Regions from separate parts of the Homo sapiens genome. Here region 1 is linked to region 2. A link is a loop called in an ENCODE intact Hi-C map of the cell type or tissue named here. Cell type or tissue: gastrocnemius medialis. All regions are shown on one strand. Links, peaks and the distances in the headings refer to the core of each region. The heading gives the core; the rest is flanking DNA.

Region 1 (9,974 bases), core at 1,235-9,234, 520 kb after region 2:
CCTCCTGGGTTCAAGCAGTTCTCCTGCCTCAGCCTCCCAAGTAGCTGGGATTATAGGCACCTGCCACCATGCCTGGCTAAATTTTGTATTTTTAGTAGAGACAGGGTTTCATCATGTTGGCCAGGTTGGTCTCGAACTCCTGACCTCAAGTGATCTGCCTGCCTCAGCCTCCCAAAGTGTTGGGAATACAGGTGTGAGCCATCATGCCTGGACTTTGCTGGAGGTTTAAACATTTATTTTGAATTGTCACATGATGTTAAAGAGGACATGACTTTTATGTTTTACAAAGGGAGATGTAATGTACGGCAAGGCGCAGTGGCTCATGCCTGTAATCCCAGCTCTTTGGGAGGCCGAGGCAGGCAGATCACTTGAGGTCAGGAGTTCGAGACCAGCCTGGCTGACATGGCAAAACCCTGTCTCTACCAAAAAATACAAAAATTAGCCGAGCGTGGTGGCGGGTGCCTGAAGTCCCAGCTGCTCAGGAGACTGAGGTGGGAGAATCGCCTGACCCTAGGAGGCAGAGGTTGCAGTGAGCCAAGATCGTACCACTGCACTCCAGCCTGGGCAACAGAATGAGACCCTATCTCAAAAAAAAGTGGGGGTTGGGGGAGAGATGTGCTAATGTTTTTTAAAAGGCTGATAAATCTTGTGCTTGGTCCTGCTTTGGCACAAGAGACACCATGTTGCACCCTCTGTGGGTCCCTTCCCCTTCCTTGGCATACATGCCAGCCCTGTGATTCTCAGTGTGGCACCCTGTCCGCAAGGCCATGCCCAGCTCCTAAGCTGAGAGGGTTCTCTGCTGGGCCCTCTGCCACCACTCATGCCCCAGCCTCCCACCCCATGAAGGGAGAGAGTTCCACACAGAGGCACCCTCATATAAAAAGAACAACAACAAATTGATCCCTGCCTCTCCAGCCCCTGCCTGCTGGCTTCACTGTCCCACTCCCTGTTCTTCCACCATCCCTATCTCTCCTCTGTGGGCCCCTGTTCAGCGGGCACTGGGGAAACCAGAGGAGCCTTATAGTTCTGCCAAGGCACCATGTTGACTCATGAGGCAGACCCTCAGGTGTACACAGGTTACAGTTGGGGGTGACTTCTGGCTGAGGTGATCAGAGACAGGGCCTTTCAGGGCAAGAGGGAAGGATCTGATGGGCCTGAAAGGCAGGCGTTCCAGGTGGCTGGAGCCTCCCTGCAAAGGCCCAGCCGCAGGAAGAGCACAGCACATTCCCATCCCTGCTCCGCGTTCAGGGTTCTGGCACGGCCTTTCCCTGTGGATATGGGAAACGCAGTGGGACAGCAGTAGGCCCTTGCGAGGACTCCCGGGGAGCCAGAAGCATCTGGGTGAATATTCCTGGGCAAGAGAGCTGCTTGACATCCTGCCACAGAGGAGATCAGGGAAAATGCCGCGAGGGCCTCATCCATCTCACTCACAGTGGCTTCCCCAGTACCTGGCACCTAGTAGATACTCAAAAAATAGTCATTGAATGAATGGAAGTCTCCCTAAGAAGAAATGGTACTTTATAAAGGCACTGGCTGTCCTTGAAGGGACCAGCTGGCCTCATTCCCTGATACTGAGAATGTCCTGGTCCCAGGGCAATGAAAAATATCCACCCTCGAGTGAAAAGGGTGGGATTATGGGGGAGCTGTTTTCACTTTCCAAGCTATACATTTTGTATTGATGTAACCTGGACAACTGGCATGCTTCGCTTTTATAATCAAATGATACAGGAAATCTATACACACACAACTCAGGACCTCAAATGGCTGCATGGGTGACTTGCCCCTGTGGCTTGTCCTAAAAGGAAGACAGAATCATAGACTTAGGTCGAAGCTTGGAGGGCATCCTGACCCCCCCCAACCTCAATCCAGCATCTGCCTGGATGGGATGCCTCTTTGCTGAAGGCAACTTTTTGTTTGTGTGGTTCAAGACTAGAAATCATGGCTGAGAATTAATTGTTACTGGATAAACAAGAATGGTTTGGCCCCCCCGGGGAATGTGGTGGCTCTTGAATCCAGCAAACAATAGATCAGAGCAGAACTCTGTGTCCTGGGGGAAAACAGAAGTGGGAGAGAGAAGATCATTAGCTCCCCTGGTGCTGGGCACCAGGAGAGCCCTGTCTGGGGCCTGAAAGCAGAGCTTGAGACCCGGCCTGCATGCAGGTGGTTCAACTGGGGAAGTGATTCCAGGGAAACAGAGCAGGAGCCTGGGAAGCTCAAAACAGAGAAGGCAGGAAAGCCGGTAAATATGAGGGTTTGTGACGGAGTTGGCCACTGGTGTGGGAGGGGGCCTTGATCCTGCTGGGACCCTCTGATGAGCCTTGCAGAAGGCACCTCAGAGCTTTCCACTGGAGGGCTGGCAAAGGTGGGTGTTCGTCCTCCTTTCATCCTTCCCTGTTGGTTAAGGGTTGCCAGTTGGGGTATTCTCTCCCTGGCTCTTGTGCAAAGGAGGCTAAGCAGTGAGCGGACTGGGCAGGAAACGAGGGATCCTCAGTGCAGATACCTGGCAAGGTGCTGCTGGGGTGTGCCTGCAGCAGTAACGGGAGTGGAGAGGGGGACCGGGGGGATGTGGCATGTGATACTCAAGCATCCTGTGCAGGGCCCACACCCCTCATCCATTCCTGCTGGCTCAGAGGCTCAGCAGTTTGGATCCTGTCACCTGGAGGAGAGGTGTGTGGTACCCTAGGGAAAGCTGGCTCCCTGGAATCAGAGAGCTCAGTTTTGAGCATGGCCTTGATGAGAGCTGAGCACCTCGGACCAATTACTCAGCCCCCACAAGCCTGTGTCTCTGTGGTGCAGTGACAGCACTAACCCTTAGTCAGGATCCTTGTCAGGAAGTAGGGGATTCATGGGACCAACATGGTGGGCAGATCTCAACAAATCAACTGGAGTTACCATTATCTCACAGCAGACAGCTGAGCAGCCGTGAGCACTTCTGCCCCAGCATGGCCTGCACAGCTGGCTGGCTGCCTGCCCCCAGTCCCCTCCATGGCTGCATCTGGGGCCCCGCGACTCCAGCGCAGTCTTCCTCTAACAGTATCGACAGCACTGGCCCATCTGACCCTGTGTCCTCCCTTCTTTGTCTCTGTCCCTGGTCTCTCCCTTCTGCCCCGTGTTGGAGCCTCCCTGACTCTCACAGGGTCACTCCTTGGGCACTGTGGATGGGTGTAAGAGCGTGTGTGTAGGGCTGTGAATGTGAGGAGGGGTGTGAGGAATGTGTGTGGGTGTGAGAGTGGGGAGTGTGTGTGTGTGAGAACGTTCCTTCACATTTGTGTGTATGAGTGGATATGTGAGTGTGCATGTCTGAGAATGTACGTTCATGTTGGCATGTGTGTGAGAATTGTACCTTCATGTTTGTGTGTGAGCGCGTGTGTGAGAACATATGTTCGTGTTTGTGTGTGGGGGTGTAAATGTGCATGTGAAAATGTGCGTTTGCATTTGTGTGTGAATGGGTATGTGAGTGCGAGTGTGTGAGAATGTTGCTTCATGTTTGTGTGTGTGTGGGTGTGTGTGATTGTGTGCGTGTGAGAATGTACCTTCGTGTTTGTGTGTGCGAGTGGGTATGTGAGCATGATTGTGTGAGAATGTACTTCACGTTTGTGTGTGTGGGTGGGTGTGATTGTGTATGTGTGAGAGAATGTACCTTCATGTTTGTGTGAGTGTAAGTGGGTGTGTGTGTGTGAGAACGTACCTTCATGTTCCTGTGTGTTGGTGTGTGTGATTGTGTGTGAGAACGTACTTCACGTTTGTGTGGGTGTGTGTGATTGTGTGAGAACGTACCTTCATGTTACTGTGTGTGTGTGATTGTGTGTATGAGAATGTACCTTCACGTTTGTGTGAGTGGGTGTGTGAGTGTGATTGTGTGTGAGAATATACCTCCACGTTTGTGTGTGAATGAGTGTGTGATTGTGAGAACGTACCTTCGTGCGTGAGTGGGTATGTGTGGTTGTGTGTATGTACTTTCACATTTGTGAGTGTGAATGGGTGTGTGTGATTGGGTGTAAGAATGTACCTTCATGTTTGTGTGTGTGAGTGGGTGTGTGAGCGTGACTATGTGTGAGACGTACCTTCACGTTTGTGTGTGAATGTGAGTGGGTATGATTGTGAGTTTGTGAGAACACACCTTTGCGTTTGTGTGTGATTCTGAGTGGTTGTGTGAGATTGTGAGAACGTACCTTCATGTTTGTGTGTGAGTGGGTGTGTGTGATTGTGAGAACCTACCTTCACGTTTGTGAGTGTGTATGATTGTGAGTGTGTGAAAACGAACCTTCACGTGTGTGTGTAAGTGTGCATGCATGTGCCTGGGTTGCATCATCCGTCCTGGTGGGTGCCCGCCTCACCTCTTCCCTCTCCTCTCCTCGATCGGTGCCATCCACACAGGACGTGGGCTCTGCTGGCTGCCCTCGGGTGCTGTTTCTAGGCCCCTGACGCAGGCAGAGGGAAGCGGGCTGAGGATGCGCAGTGAAGACATCCAGGCACCCAGGCTGGTGCTGGGCTTGGTTCCGGGTCTTTGCCCCTTGGCAGGTGTGAGCGTCTCCTTGGGAGCAAGGACCAGGGTCCCTGGTTCCTCCTGCCCAGTATTTGAAACAGAGTGGCTATTCCACAGTCTGTCATTGAAATAATGTCACCGGCACACTAGCCACAGTGCCAGTAACACCCATGGGCCCGATCCCCAGACAGCGGCAGCAGCTCCCCTTCCTGCGCCCCGCCCTGCAGGCACCGCGCGCTGCCTTCTTCCCTTTGGTTTCCGCGGTGGGGACTCCCGGCGTCCCTGTTGTGCGGGTGGAGAAGCGGGAGCGCAGAGACATGAGGTAACTTGCTCCGGCCCCAGCTAGGAAGGGGCGGAGGCCCAGGCTCTGGCCACCCAGAAGTCCGGCTGTACCAGGAAGGCTCAGGAAGCTTCCTTTGCTTGTCACTGCTTCTCTGTAGCCAAGGGTGCCCTTGACCTCAGGGACTCAGAGCGAATCCTGGAGAGTCACAGCTCCCTGCTGGCAGTTGAAAGAGACTCCAAACACCATTCTGCTGCAGCCCTGGTGGAGACATTGAGGCCCAGAGGGGTTAAATTTGGGGAGAGAAGGACACGTGCCCACGGAGCGTGAAACGGCATGTGAATGCTGAGTAATTCCGAGGCCTCTGCGGGACGTCACGTTTCCAAAAGCGCGCGAGCCCTGCCCCTCCGGCAAGAGGCACCATAGAAATGTGTGCTAACAAGCCTCCCTGCGGCCTGCGGGGAATAGGAGAGAGCAGGAAGCTTTCAGAACAACAAGAGTGGCTAGAAAAGGCCCCGGATGGGAGGAGACGAACAGCCCAGCCCCACGGTCTTTCTCATGGGTGGAAAGTCACTAGCACCCAGAAAAGCAAGGCTAAGAGATCCTGGGGAGCTGGCACAAGTTCTCTGGTCTTAAAGACGCATGTGATTAGATCTGGCTCACTGGGATGTTCCAGGAGAATCTCTCCATCTCGAGATCCTTCACTTAATCACGTTTGCAAAGTCACTTTTGCCATGTAAGGCATCATAGTCACAGTTTCTGGGGGTTAGGGTGGTGACGTTTTGCGTGGACATGATTCTGCCTATTACGGCAGGCTCCTAATGTGATATAGATCCCGGTAGTACTGATTAGAGGAAGGACTCATCTTAATTCCTCCCATTAAAACTTTTTCTAATGTTTCTAATCTCGATGCTGAAATAAATGAGCCTTCGCCATGTTAAATTGGAGGAGAGGAAATCATCTCAACGGTCTGTGAAAGGGTGATTTTTGAGAAGAAAGAGGTCCTATACATTTTTATTTTTATTTTTTCTCACTCTTGTCACCCAGGCTGGAGTGCAAAGGCACGATCTCCGCTCACTGCAAACTCCATCTCCTGAGTTCAAGTGATTCTCCTGCCTCAGCTTCCCGAGTAGCTGGGACTACAGGCATATGCCACCATGCCTGGCTAATTTTTGTATTTTTATTAGAGATGGGGTTTCATCATGTTGGCCAGGTTGGTCTCAAACTCCTGACCTCAGGTGATCCACCCGCCTCAGCCTCCCAAAGTGTTGGGATTACAGGCGTGAGCCACCATGCCCGGCCACCCTAGAAATCTTTTAATGCAAGAGAATGCTGTAGAAAGAACTCCCACCTGTGGTTCCTCACCACCCTCACCCCTTCCAAGTTACCCTCAGCTGCAACAGGCCAGATCCCTTGTTCCAGGAAGGCTGGTTGGGAACAAGGGACCACCTGGAGTCAGCAGCTGAATGGATGCCTGAGGTTCATGGATTCTAAGACTTTTCCAAGCCCCCTTTCTGCTGCCACTGGAATTGTCTCCCAGAAACACAGTTCAGACTGTTTGACTTCCCAATTCTTTAGCATCCAGGCTTTTCCTTGGTTAGGCCCCAGCCTACTTATTCTCTCATATAATCTGCACACCAGTCATATGAGGTAAGTACAATTGCCATATCCATTTTACAGATGAAAACACTGAGATTAGATTCCTAACATGCCCAAGGTTCCACAACTGGCAAAGGGCACTGCCCATGTTTACACCCACACCTCTGAATCCAAGGCCCGGCACTTAGACACTGTGGCCTGCTCGACATCCTGGGTCATTGCTAGAGGAATTGGGGGGCTCATGCCTTCTCCTCTGCTTGGATGGGGGCCAACTTAACTGTGGACCAGAAGGGGTGGGCCATGGGAAAGACAAAGCAGGAGGAGTCAGCAGTACTGGAGGGGAGGCGGGGCCTTTATCTTAGCAGCCCTATCTGTTCAAATCCAGAGACATCTTCTCCACCCTGGGAGGCAGGAAAGCAGCCCAGTCAGAGAGGTGGAGCCCCGGACAGCAGATCTGCAACAGGGCAACACCCAACCCTGGCCCAGGGGAGGCCTGCAGCCTGGCCGGGAAGGGCTCAGGCCAGCTTGATTAACATACTGCTGACCCGGCTGGGCGCGGTGGCTGATACCTGTAATCCCAGCACTTTGGGAGGCCGAGATGGGTGGATCACGAGGTCAGGAGATCAAGACCATCCTGGCTAACACGGTGAAACCCCGTCTCTACTAAAAATACAAAAAATTAGCCAGGCGTGGTGGCGGGCGCCTATAGTCCCAGCTAATAGGGAGGCTGAGGCAGGAGAAAGGTGTGAACCCGGGAGGCAGAGCTTGCAGTGAGCCAAGATTGCGCCACTGCACTCCAGCCTGGGCGACAGAGCGAGACTCCATCTAAAACACAAACAAACAAACAAAAACAACAATAACAACAAAACCATATTGCTGACCCATTTTCATATCTTAAAATTATAAACAAAAGTACAAGCTCCGGCTATTCTATTTATCAAGTCAGAGCAGAGTGAGGCTGATATTTGTGGAAACTGAGGTTTCTCTGCTCACCTTGGTCATTTAGGGCACCCTCTCCTTGTTCCCCTCTCAGTGTCCAGGTCTCCCCAGTTCTTGCCATCTTCCCTCTCTCCTGTCTCAAAACACTGTGTCAGGACCAGAGCCCAGAGAGTGCCCCACCTGGAGGTGATAATGATTTGAATGTTAAGTCTAGGTCTTTAATTCCGTTTCTTCATGCTCCTGCTCCCAACCACTTAGGAAGTAGATCCAGAAATCAGGCAGTTGGGGCGCAACAGATCAGTTTCAGATGGATGAAAGTTGAGTTGGAGGCTGGGGCTTAGGTGTGTGGCCACAGCCTGAGATAATGCTTCACTTTGGACTTGAACTCCTCACCCCATCACAGACATATGGGTTGCCACAGGCCTCCCTGGAGGGTTGGAGCCTGCCCTGGGGAATATGGAATGGTAGGAAGGGGCAAGATCACAGAAGGCCTTGAATGCCTAGCTAAAACATCTAAATTTGGGCTTTGTGTTTTATAGGAGTTGTTGAGGATTCTTTTGAGTAGATGACATGTCCTGACCTGCTACATTCTTCCAGAGGATTGATTTGGGATAAAAGATGGTTTGGAAAAGAAAGGCTGTCAAGAGAAAACTGGGCCGGGCACAGTGGCTCACGCTTGTAATCCCAGCACTGTGGGAGGCTGATCACCTCCCACCTCAGGCGGGTGGATCAACCAAGGTCAGGAGTTTGAGACCAGCCTGGCCACCATGGCGAAACCCCGTCTCTACTCAAAATACAAAAATTAGCTGGGCGTGGTGGTGTGTGCCTGTAATCCCAGCTACTCGGGAGACTGAGGCAGAGGAATCACTTGAACCTGGGAGGCGGAGGTTGCAGTGAGCCAAGATCGTGCCGCTGCACTCCATCCTGGGTGACAGAGCGAGACTCTGTCTCAAAAAAAAAAAAAAAGAGGGAGAAAACCGGTGAGAAGATGCAAACTAATCACTCCTGGAAGACAGTGGTCCAAATCTAAGAATGCTCTCTAGTATTCATTCCACAAGGGTCTCAGGCCTCTCATGAAATCTCAGGCTGACTTACATTCACATTAGACACATTCAGGTTTTGGGCTGAGCATATCCATGAGTATTTGCAGATAGTAATTTTTATAACTATTAAATAATTCATGCTGACATTGTTTTCCCTCTTGTGTTCTTGAAAAAGATGCTGTTTCCCGCACAGGCAGTGGTGAAAATAAATTAGCCACCTGCTTTGCCATCCTTTTTCCAATCTTGCTGTGTCCCATGGGGGATGCCAGGCACTGCTGGGCACCTTTCTAAAAGTGTTCTATTCAGTAGAATATGTGCTGAGTTTTTTTTTTTTTTTTTTGGCAAAATCAGGCCTTAAAAAAATGTTACACTTTTTAATTTTCATTTAAAAAATTTCTTTTTCACTCCATTAAAATTCATCTCCGTGAAATGGGTTCAGAGTAGTTTTAGCAATTCTGTCTGTCACCCATTCTGAGATGCTGCTGGCACCACGTGCAGCCATCCCCTGCTGAATGGGAAGCAAGTGGCAGAGCTGAGTGTGCACCCAGAACCCTAGTGTTGGGGTCTGTGGTCAAGGAGGCCCCCACTCTCCTTTCATTCGCAGTCCCCCACGCCCAGCCCACACTACCTGCCAGTTTTACATCTGTTTGGACAGGAAGGCTTACAACCCTGCTCTGCTATTTTTAGGAAGCACTCACATTGAGTCAGCCTTTCTGCTGGCTTCACACCCTCTGCTCGCTGGTTCTCGGGCTGTCTGCCTTTTCAGCAGGAGCCCGGGGCTCACATCCTCAGACAGTGAGCACAATGCTTCTCTTCTCCCTGCCCATCTCAGCTTTGGTCTGCACCCCTGTTTTTATCACCTTCCTGGAACGAGGGCAGGCTTTTCTAGGGGTCCATATTTTCTTGTTTCTCTCACTAAGAGCTTCCCAACAAGTCATGCACATTAACGTGGATAGAGCTGGAGGCCCTTCCTCTTGTTCACAATTTTGCATTAATGTAGCTATAAGTGGGAATCTTTTTTTTTTTAAATCAAGTCTACATTCAAACATGCTTTTAAACTAAAAATAACTGCATTTAAATAACTTTAGAGAGAATGATATAAAGGAGGATTTAAATGTTAGCTGTAAATTGATACTCACTCTTCATTATTTCTTATCCCAGAGTATAGCCAAGTGACTGGCATAGAAAAGGTTATTAATAAATGCTTGGAGGAAGGAATAAATGAATAAATTCTAAAATGTTAATAGTTTTGTGATGTGTCCCTCTCAAGGGTGAAACTTGTAATTTAACACGCAGAACTTTTCTTTTCTTTTTTTTTTTTTTTAGACTGAGTCTCGCTCTGTCGCCCAGGCTGGAGTGTGCAATGGCACGATCTTGGCTCACTGCAAGCTCTGCCTCCCGGGTTCACGCCATTCTCCTGCCTCAGCCTCCTGAGTAGCTGGGACTACAGGCGCCCACCACCGCGCCCAGCTGATTTTTTGTATTTTTAGTAGGGACAGGGTTTCACCGTGGTCTCGATCTCCTGACCTCGTGATCTGCCCACCTCGGGCTCCCAAAGTGCTGGGATTACAGGCGTGAGCCACCGCGCCTGGCCAGAACTTTTCTTTAATAAATTGCAAATGGTAGA
Region 2 (9,974 bases), core at 679-8,678:
ATTTTCCATTCCATGGCTTACCTTTCTACCTTCTTCATGGTGTTTTGTGATGGACAGAAGTTATTAATTTAATTAATTAATTTTTTTTTGAGATGGAGTCTTGCTCTGTCGCCCAGGCTGGAGTGCAGTGATGCGATCTTGGCTCACTGCAACCTCCACCTCCCGGGTTCAAGCAATTTTCCTACCTCAGCCTCCCAAGTAGCTGGGATTACAGGCAAGTGCCACCATGCCTGGCTAATTTTATTTTGTATTTTTAGTAGAGACGGGGTCTCACCGTGTTAGCCAGGATGGTGTCCATTTCCTAACCTCGTGATCTGCCTGCCTAGGCCTCCCAAAGGGCTGAGATTACAGGCGTGAGCCACCGGGCCAAGCCAAAGTTATTAATTTTAATGTGGCTTAATTTATCATTTTCTTTATAGTTAGTGGATTTTTTTTTCCTACTTGAGAAGAAAGTTCCTCTGGTCACTCTTTAATAACACAAGTATTTTTTCCTCATTAGTTTAAAAATCCAAATTTAACCGTATAATATTGAACAGATCTTGGCAGCCTAACCAATAGCCATGACCGACTTTTTCCCTGTTAACAAAGCAGAATTGATGGAAGAAGGGATTAGGAGAAATGTATACCCTGAAAACATAGTGTTTGGCCAAAGGCACCCCACACTTGATGCACTGAATCAGAATTCTTGGATTGGAACTTAGATGTGTGTAATTTTTGTTTTGTTTTGTTTGTTTTTGAGACAGAGTCTTGCTCTGTCGCCCAGGCTGGAGTGCAGTGGCTTGATCTCTGCTCACTACATCCTCCGCCTCCCGGGTTCAGGAGATTCTCCTGCCTCAGCCTTCTGAGCAGCTGGGATTACAGGCGCACACCACCATGCCCAGCTAATTTTTTTTGTTTTTAGTAGAGACGGGGTTTCAGCATGTTGGTCAGGCTGGTCTCAAACTCCTGACCTCGTGATCCACCCGCCTCGGCCTCCCAAAGTGTTGGGGTTACAGGCCACTGTGCCTGGCCAGTTTTTGTATTTTTAATAGTGATGGGGTTTTACCATGTTGGTCAGGCTGGTCTCGGACTCCTGACCTCAGGTGATCCTCCCACCTCAGCCTCCCAAAGTGCTAGGATTACAGGCATGAGCCACCATGCCCAGCCAGATGTGTGTAATTTTTAAATGTTCCCCAGATGATTCAGTTATACCTTTTATTTTAATTTAATTAATTTTTTGTTTTTGAGACGGGTCTCACTCTGTAGCCCAGGCTAGAGTGCAGTGGTGTGATCATGGCTCACATGCTGCCTCGACCTCATGGGCTCAAGCGATGCTCCCACCTCAGCCTCCCAGGAAGCTGGGACCATAGGTGTGCACCACCAGGCCCAGCTACTTAAAAAAAAACAAACAAACTTGTAGAGATGGAGTCTCGCTGTGTTGCCTAGGCTAGTCTCAAACTCTTGGGCTCCAGGGATCTTCCTACTTCAGCCCCCCCAAAGTGCTGGGATTACAGGCATAAGCCACTGCATCCAGCTTCGGTTGTATCTTGATAAAGACTAAGAAAAACAATCAAAACAAAACACAAACTCAAGTGTCTAGAATGTCACTGAAGGAAGGAGAGAGTTTCAAGCAGAAGTTGGAAAACAGGCTTAGATGTAGCAGAGAGTTCAAGGAGGATAAAGATGATGAAAAATGTGTTGAGTTGGCTTGAATCTTCAAAGTCATTGGTAAAGTAAGAATGCTTTTAGTACAAAGGTGGGGTATAGAATTTGGGTTACATGATATTAAAGATGGGGAGTAGGCAATTAGAACAGCAGTCCTGAACTTTTTTTTTTTTTTTTTTTTTTTTTTTTTGAGACGGAGTCTCGCTGTGTTGCCCAGGCTGGAGTGCAGTGGCACTGTCTCGGCTCGGGCTGACTGCAAGCTCCGCCTCCTGGGTTCACGCCATTCTCCTGCCTCAGCCTCCTGAGTAGCTGGGGCTACAGGCATCTGCCACCACACCCAGCTAATTTTTTTGTATTTTTAGTAGAGACAGGGTTTCACCATGTTAGCCAGGATCGTCTCAATTTTCTGACCTCGCGATCCGCCCGCCTCGGCCTCCCAAAGTGCTGGGATTACAGGCATGAGCCACCACGCCCGGCCGGTCCGGAACCTTTTTGGCACCTGAGTCCAGTTTGTGGAAGACAGTTTTTCCACGGAATGGGGATGGGAGGGTGGGGGTAGTTTCCGGATGAAACTGTTACACCTCAGATCGTCAGGCGTTAGATTCCCATAAGGAGCGCAACCTAGATCCCTTGCTTGTGCAGATCACAATAAGGGTTTGTGCTCCTATGAGAATCTAATGCCACCACTGATCTGACAGGAGGCAGAGATGGCAAATCCATCTTCAAGGTTGGATTTTTGAAAGTTGGTCCTTTGTTTTAGGCTTTGTCAGGCAAATATATAGCCTCCAAAGTTAGCATGTGGTATTTCATATGGCAACCACAGATCAGAAATTTGAGGAGGAGCTACATCATGTAGGAATGACTTTGGTTGAAAGCAACAGAATATCCAACTAAAAGTGGCTCAACCCATATGATCCATAATATGCCACTTACTGGTCCATGGCCTGGGGGTTAGGTACCCCTGAGTTAGAAGGCAAAAAAAATGTGTATATATCAAATGTTCAAGGAGAGTAGATGGCATTAAAAACAGTTTTGCAGGCTGGGCACAGTGGCTCATGCCTGTAATCCCAGCACTTTGGGAGCCCGAGGCAGGCAGATCACTTGAGGTCAGGAGTTCAAGACTAGCCTGGCCGATATGGTGAAACTCCGTCTCTACTAAACAAACAAACAAAAATTAGCTGGGTGTGGTGGGGCACGCCTGTAATCCCAGCCACTCATGAGGCTGAGACAGGAGAATCGCTGGAACCTAGGAGGCAGAGGTTGCAGTGAGCCAAGATCGCGCCACAGCACTCCAGCCTGGGTGACAGAGCGAGATTCAGTCCCCCTCCCCCCCAAAAAAACAAACAAAAGAAACCAAAAAAAAACCCCTAAAAAACAGAGTTGCAGAATTAAGCACAAAAGATGTTTGTTTTCCAGTTTGAAGAATTGAGATACAAGAACATGCAATCCTTGAACTTCAGAGTTGAGGAGAAGCTTAAAGATGACCTGGTTGGATTTTATGTGTTATTTAAGCTTCCTTCACAAAGTCCTTTCGGGCTGTTCATGCCTAGATGCCTCTCATGGTGAGGCCTCCCTCTGCCCTCAGGAGCAGCCTGTTGTGTCTTTGCATGGCTTCCAGTGAAAGCTCTTCTTTATCATGAGCTCAACACTTTCCTCCTCAGATTTCACAGATTGTCATAGTTGAAGCAGGAGGACAGGTGTCAGCTGTGCGAGGATGTTATCTTACTAATACATTTATTTAACGGCTTTCTGAAGGAAATGATTAAAAGAATCTGGCTTGATATTTTTGTTTAAAAAAAAACCGCTAGCCCAAATTTAAACGAATAGGATAGTTTAAGAAATAGTTGTTCTTTAAGGATGGTTTTTTGAAAGTTGGTCCTTTATTTTAGCCTTTGCAAGGCAAATATATAACCTCCAAAATTAGTATGTGGTATTTTTATATACTCTGTCTTTTGAAACTCTGTCGCCCAGGCTGGAGTGCAGTGGCACAATCTCGGCTCACGGCAACCTCCATCTCCCGGGTTCAGGTGATGCTCTTGCCTCAGCTATTTTTGTATTTTTCGTAGAGATGGGGTTTCACCATGTTGGCCAGGCTGGTCTCGAGCTCCTGACCTCAAGTGATCCGCCTGTTTCAGCCTCCCAAAGTGCTGGGATTACAGCGTGAGCCACCACGCCCAGCCAATATGTGGTATTTAGTATGGCAACCACAGATCGGAAATTTGAGGAGGAGCTATATCATGTAGGAATGACTTTGGTTGAAATCAACAGAATATCCAATTCAAAGTGGCTCAACCCATGTGACCCATAATATGCCACTTAGCAAAACGTCTGGAATCCCTGGAGTAGATGTGTTAGGCACAAATTTGAGGTTTCCATGGCTTTCCTCTTCTGACCACAAGATGGAGCAGCTGCTCTAAACATTATATCCTCAGAGGGCCACATTTAAGAAGGCAGGAAGGAGGCTGGAGCAAAAGGGCTTTCTCAAGTCCCCCTAAGCAAGAATTTAAACTGGGCCCCCCAGGAGACTTCTTCTGTCAGAATTTAATTACATGTCCATCGCTAGACTGACAAAAGAAAAGTTAGAGAACCACGATTTACTTAGAACCTAAAGCTGGGCACATGGTTGCCTGGTCAGAATAGGGCTTTTATTTATGTACTTGATTTTTTTAGGTGAGAAAGAAGTGAAGTATAGCCATTGAGTAGGCTGCCAATAGTGCCTGCCAGAGACACTCAGGAGAGATTATATGCTAAATCCACCAGACCCTTTGTCTAAGGGCAGGACGTCACCTCTTCAGAAACTGTTTTTCTTCTTGTGGTAATTATTAATTCTCTGCAGTGATTTAGAAGAATTCTTGTACTAAATGTCTTGCCATTAAAAGTTTGATGAGTATAGAAACTGACAGTAGAACTATTTTTAAAAGTAATTCTACTTCTAACCCAAACTTCTTACTCTAGCTATTATTTTACCACGACGTGAGTTGTACGAATCACCTCCAATTTACATATTATGGAAGAGCCTTACATGGAAAAGAAGAAATCATTTTCAAATTAGACATTCCATCTAGAACTGTCAGTAGCTGATTCCCATCACTGTCTTTTATTTCTTCATGCTTTTAGATGAGAGTAATCATATCTGCAGTAATTCCCAAGATAAAGTTTTCTTTTTACAGCTAATTTTATGAAGTTTTTTTAATTTCAAAGAATAAAGCAATTATTCTTTCTTTTTGAAATTGCATATCGTCCAGAAACATTAATTATTCTTTCTTTTTGAAATTGTATATCAAGTTTAGAAATATTGACTTCTTTAATTTGAAACACTAATGTCAAGTGATAGGTATAAACATCTATATTCTATCCTCTTTCTTTCAGTGTACTTCTTGTTCTTGGCAGATCCTCATTCCTACTGGATATCTGTTGCACGCCAATTATCTTAGGCTACAGCTGTTTACTGACAGCTGTTCTCTCTACTGCCCACCAGGCAGCCACCCTTTTGTGGCAATCCATGCCTCTGCCTCCCAAGTGGGGCTGCTTTGGCCGGGGCTTCACCCTTAGCTCAGGCACAGAGCTTCTGATCTAAATCAATCCAAAGCTTGCATTTCCAGCAAAAGTATCATTTCTTCTCATTGGCTATGAATGAGGCTTCCATTCATCAGTCATTTTTCTGGGGACTTCTGAGGGAAAGATTCTTTCTCTGTCCTGCTAGATTTTTACCTGAGGGAATGTGAGGCCCAAAGTTGCTGCAGCCATCTTGACATCTTCAGTGGGAGCCAGTCTGAGAACAGAGGTGAGAGAGAGAGAGGGAGAGAGAGAGAGAAGCAGACCCTCGTGATACATTTCAACCTTTAAGCCAAGATAGCAGCAAGCCCTATTTCCAGACTTTTCAGTTACATAATCAAGTAAATTTGCTGCTTTGTTTAAGCATCTTTCTCTTTCCCTCTCACCTTCTGTCATGGGATGACTCAGCAAGAAGGCCCTTGCAAGATGCTGACACCTTGATATTGGACTTCCTAGCCTTCAGAACTGTGAAGAATAAATTTCTTTTCTTTATAAGTTGCCTAGTCGCTGGTATTCCCTTATAGCAGCACAAAATGGACTAAGACGGGCACGATAGATTGACCTGGCTGTGTGACTGCAATCTCTGGGCTTGGCTGAGGGCCATTTGTGCCTGGAATTGGAGGACACTGTGAAGACATTGTCCATTTCAGAAAGGCTTTGTTCCTAAGTCAGTGCCTCTGGCCTTCTCCACAGTGACCTTTGCCACACTCCACCCCAGGGGTCCACATTCTTGTCAAAGGGTGAGAAATCTTTTGTGACTGGCCATGATGATGCCATTGTAACACAGGTGGCCAATCAGTTTATACATCTGTTTATCCCCTTAAACAGGTCATTTATTTTCATGCACAATTGAAACTGTAAGTCAAACTCTGCTTCTTTATGGTGGTAAATAGTACGTTGATTATGCTAAAGAAAGATTATTATCGTAAGTGAACACCTGTGTCTTGTATCACAGTGGTACTACATCAGGGAAACCTGGTGGTCTGTTTTATTTATTTATTTACTTATTCAAGAGACAGGATCTCATTCTGTCACACAGGCTGGAGTGCAGTAGCACAATTGTAGCTCATTGCTCTAACTCCTATGCTCAAACAATCCTCCTGCCTCAATCTCTCAAGTAGCTGGGACTGCAGGTGTGTGCCATACAGTCAGCTAATTTTTTTGTTTTTGTTTTTGAGACAGAGTCTCTCGCTCTGTCGCCCAGGCTGGAGTGCAGTGGCACAATCTTGGCTCACTGCAACCTCCGCCTCCTGGGTTCAAGTGATTCTCCTGTCTCAGCCTCCCGAGTTGCTGGGATTACAGGCATACACCACCACGTCCAGCTAATTTTTTTGTATTTTTAGTAGAGATGAGTTTTCATCATGTTGGTTAGGCTGGTCTCGAACTCCTGACCTCAAATGATCGCCCGCCTCAGCCTCCCACAGTGTTGGGATTATAGGCATGAGCCACTGGGCCTGGCCTAATTTTTTTTTTTTTTTTTAGATTTTGTAGAGGCAGGGTCTTCCTATGTTGCCCAGGCTGGTCTTGAACTCTTGGCCTCAAGTAATCCTCCCACTTTGGTCTCCAAAGTACCAGGATTACAGATGGGAGCCACCATGCCTGGCCATGTTTTATTTTTAATAGGAAATTTGTTCGCATGGCTGAAAGCTCAAAGGGTACAAATAAATGTTTGTGAAAACTTTCCTTCCCGCTCCTGTTTCCCAGGTGCCCAATTCTCTTCCCCAGAGCTAATCCATTTCATGCTTTTGATGTAGCCTCCCAGAGTGACTTTATGCATATTTAAGCAAACAATGTATTATATTCCCCCTTTGCCTCAACACTGGTGTATGGACCTTCTGAGCCTTGCTCTTTTCACTGAAGATATCTTGGATGTACTTGCATGTAGTACATAAAGAGCTTCTTCATTCTTTTTGGTAGCGTCTGAGTATCCCACAATTTCATAATAGCATGATTTCATTAATGTCTGTTGATGGACATTTCAGTTGCTTTGTATCTTTGGCTCTTGAAAACAATGCTACAATAAACAATCTTGTACATATGTCATTCTGCACTTGGGTAAATATATTTTTGCAGTAAATGTCTAGACGTAAAGTTTTTGGGCCAAGGGTATATGTGTTTGTATATCCTCCCCAACACACACTTTTTTAGTTTAGTTTTTTTTTTATTTTTTATTTAAGATGGAGTCTTGCTTTGTTGCCGAGGCTGGAATGCAATGGCCCGATCTCGGCTCACTGCAACCATCTACCGGGCTCAAGCGATTCTCCTCCCTCAGACTCCCAAGTAGCTGGGATTACAGGCGTGCGCCATCATGCCCTGCTAATTTTGTATTTTTAGTAGAGACAGGGTTTCACCATGTTGGCCAGGCTGGTCTTGAACTCCTGACTTCAGGTGATCTACCTGCCTTGGCCTCCCAAAGTGCTGAAATTATGCTAGGCTTAGGTTTTATTATACTCGAAAAAATAATGCCTACCATGGGAAGAAAATCCAAATAGAATAAAAGTGTATGTATATAGGCCAGGCGCGGTGGCTCACGCCTGTAATCTCAGCACTTTGGGAGGCCGAGGTGGGCGGATCACCTGAGGTCGGGATTTCAAGACCAGCCTGACCAACATGGAGAAACCTTGTCTCTACTAAAAGTACAAAATTAGCCGAGGTGGTGGTGCATGCCTGTAATCCCAGCTACTTGGGAGGCTGAGGCAGGAGAATCGCTTGAACCTGGGAGGCGGAGATTGCAGTGAGCCAAGGTCGCGCCATTGCACTCCAGCCTGGGCAGCAAGAGCGAAACTGCCTCAAAAAAAAAAAAAAGTGTGTGTGTGTGTGTGTGTGTGTATATATATATATATAATATACATATACATATATATACACATATACATATATATACACACACACACACACACAGATATATATATATATATATACACACACATACAGTAAAAAGTAAGTCCTCTTACTCTTTGGTTTCCAGGCTCCCTCCCTGGAGGTAACCACTGTTTGTGTGTGTACTTCTAGATATATGCATATACAAACATATATATATGAATAAGTATATGTCATCATTTGCCTTTGCTTAAAAGGTATATACTACACATACTATTCTGCACCTTGAGTTTTTAATTAATATGTCTGGAGTTTATTGCATACCAGTAAGTATAGATCAACTTCATCCTCTCGTTATCTTTTTTTTTTTGAGACAGAGTCTCGTTCTGTTGCCAGGCTGGAGTGCAGTGGTGCTATCTCAGCTCACTACAACCTCCGCCTCCTGAGTTCAAGCAATTCTCCTGCTTCAGCCTCCCAAGTAGTTGGGACTACAGGCACGCACCACCATGCCTGGCTATTTTTTGTATCTTTAGTAGAGACGGGGTTTAACTCTGTTGGCCAGGCTGCTCTCGAACTCCTGACCTTGTGATCCTCCCGCCTCAGCCTCCCAAAGTGCTAGGATTACAGGTGGCAGCCACCTCGCCCAGCCATCCTCTCCTTATCTTTAAAGTCAATATAGAATTTATTTTGAAGAGACTAATATTAGTTTTTTCATTAAAAAAATATATAGTTTACACAAAATAAAATATTTTTTACTGTACAATTCTGTAAGCTTTGACAAACATGTATATTCAGCTTGTAATTTTTTTTTTTTAGAGACAGAGTCTCCCTCTGTCACCCAGGCTGGAGCACAGTGGCGCGATCTTGGCTCACTGCAACCTCCGCCTCCTGGATTCAAGTGATTCTCCTGCCTCAGCCTCCCGAGTAGCTGGGATTAGAGGCATGCGCCACCATGCCTGGCTAATTTTTGTATTTTTAGTAGAGACGAGGTTTCACCATGTTGACCAGGGTGGTCTGGAACCCCTGACCTCAAGTGATCTACCTGCTTTGGCCTCCCAAAGTGCTAGGATTACAGGCTGAGCCACCAAGCCCAGCCTGTATATATTCTATTGTAATTTTGATGGACATTGCAAATTGCTCCCTTGAGAATTTCGGTCAGTTCACACTCCCACCAGCAATGCATGAGTACCTGCTTTTCTGCAGTCTTGCCGATTTAGATGTGTCATAAAACTTTTTGATCTTACCAATCTGCAGGTAAAAGTGGAATTGCATCATTTACAATTTCATTTCTCTTAGGATAAAGCTGAGCATCTTTTCATTTGTATAAAATCTGTTTATGGCTGGGAGCGATGGCTCACGCCTGTAATCCCAGCACTTTGGGAGGCCGAGGCAGGCAGATCACCTGAGGTCAGGAGTTCAAGACTAACCTGGCCGACCTGGTGAAATCCTGTCTCTACTAAAAATACAAAAAATTAGCCGGGCACAGTGGCAGACGCCTGTAATCCCAGCTACTCGGGAGACTGAGGCAGGAGAATTGCTTGAACCCGGGAGGCAGAGGTTGCAGTGAGCCAAGATCATGCCATTGCACTCCAGCCTGGACAACAAGAGTGAAAATCCACATCAAAAAAAAAAAAAAAGGCTGAGCGTGGTGGCTCATGCCTATAATCCCAGCACTTTGGGGAGGCCAAGGCAGGTGGATCACAAGGTCAGGAGTGGAGCCTGGCCAACATGGTGAAACCCCATCTGTACTAAACACACACACACACACATACACTCTAGCCGGTCATGGTGGTGCAGGCCTGTAATCCCAGCTACTCGGGAGGCTGAGGCAGGAGGATTGCTTGAACCCGGAAAGCAGAGGTTGCAGTGAGCTGAGATCATGCCACTGCACTCCAGCCTGGATGACAGAGTGAGACTCCGTCTCGGAAAAACGAAAAAAAAAATCTGCTTATATT

Evidence for each region. Hi-C counts contacts between places; a loop is a spot of excess contacts. Peaks named below come from ENCODE experiments on the same cell type or tissue, not always from the same donor. Only the 100,000 strongest peaks of a DNase experiment are listed, where the experiment ranks them.
Region 1: a loop joins it to region 2, with 2.4 times the contacts of the local background. A loop is called at or near these places in 9 of 110 quality-filtered maps.

The regions. Positions count from the first base shown.
Region 1 is chr2:24,921,965-24,931,938 of GRCh38, forward strand. No RefSeq gene overlaps it. Among named protein-coding and RNA genes, the nearest start is that of ADCY3, 6.7 kb to the left of the region's middle. RefSeq lists enhancers at 4,199-4,913, 4,910-5,029. In gastrocnemius medialis, for the core only: no CTCF peak of the experiment used is centred there; DNase peaks (open chromatin) are centred at 4,847 and 5,167; H3K4me3 peaks cover 987 bases; H3K27ac peaks cover 1,429 bases.
Region 2 is chr2:24,406,079-24,416,052 of GRCh38, forward strand. All of the region lies in intron 2 of LOC105374329 (a long non-coding RNA gene), which reads left to right. Among named protein-coding and RNA genes, the nearest start is that of ITSN2, 51 kb to the left of the region's middle. In gastrocnemius medialis, for the core only: CTCF peaks have their summits at 4,048 (motif pointing right) and 4,247; no DNase peak of the experiment used is centred there.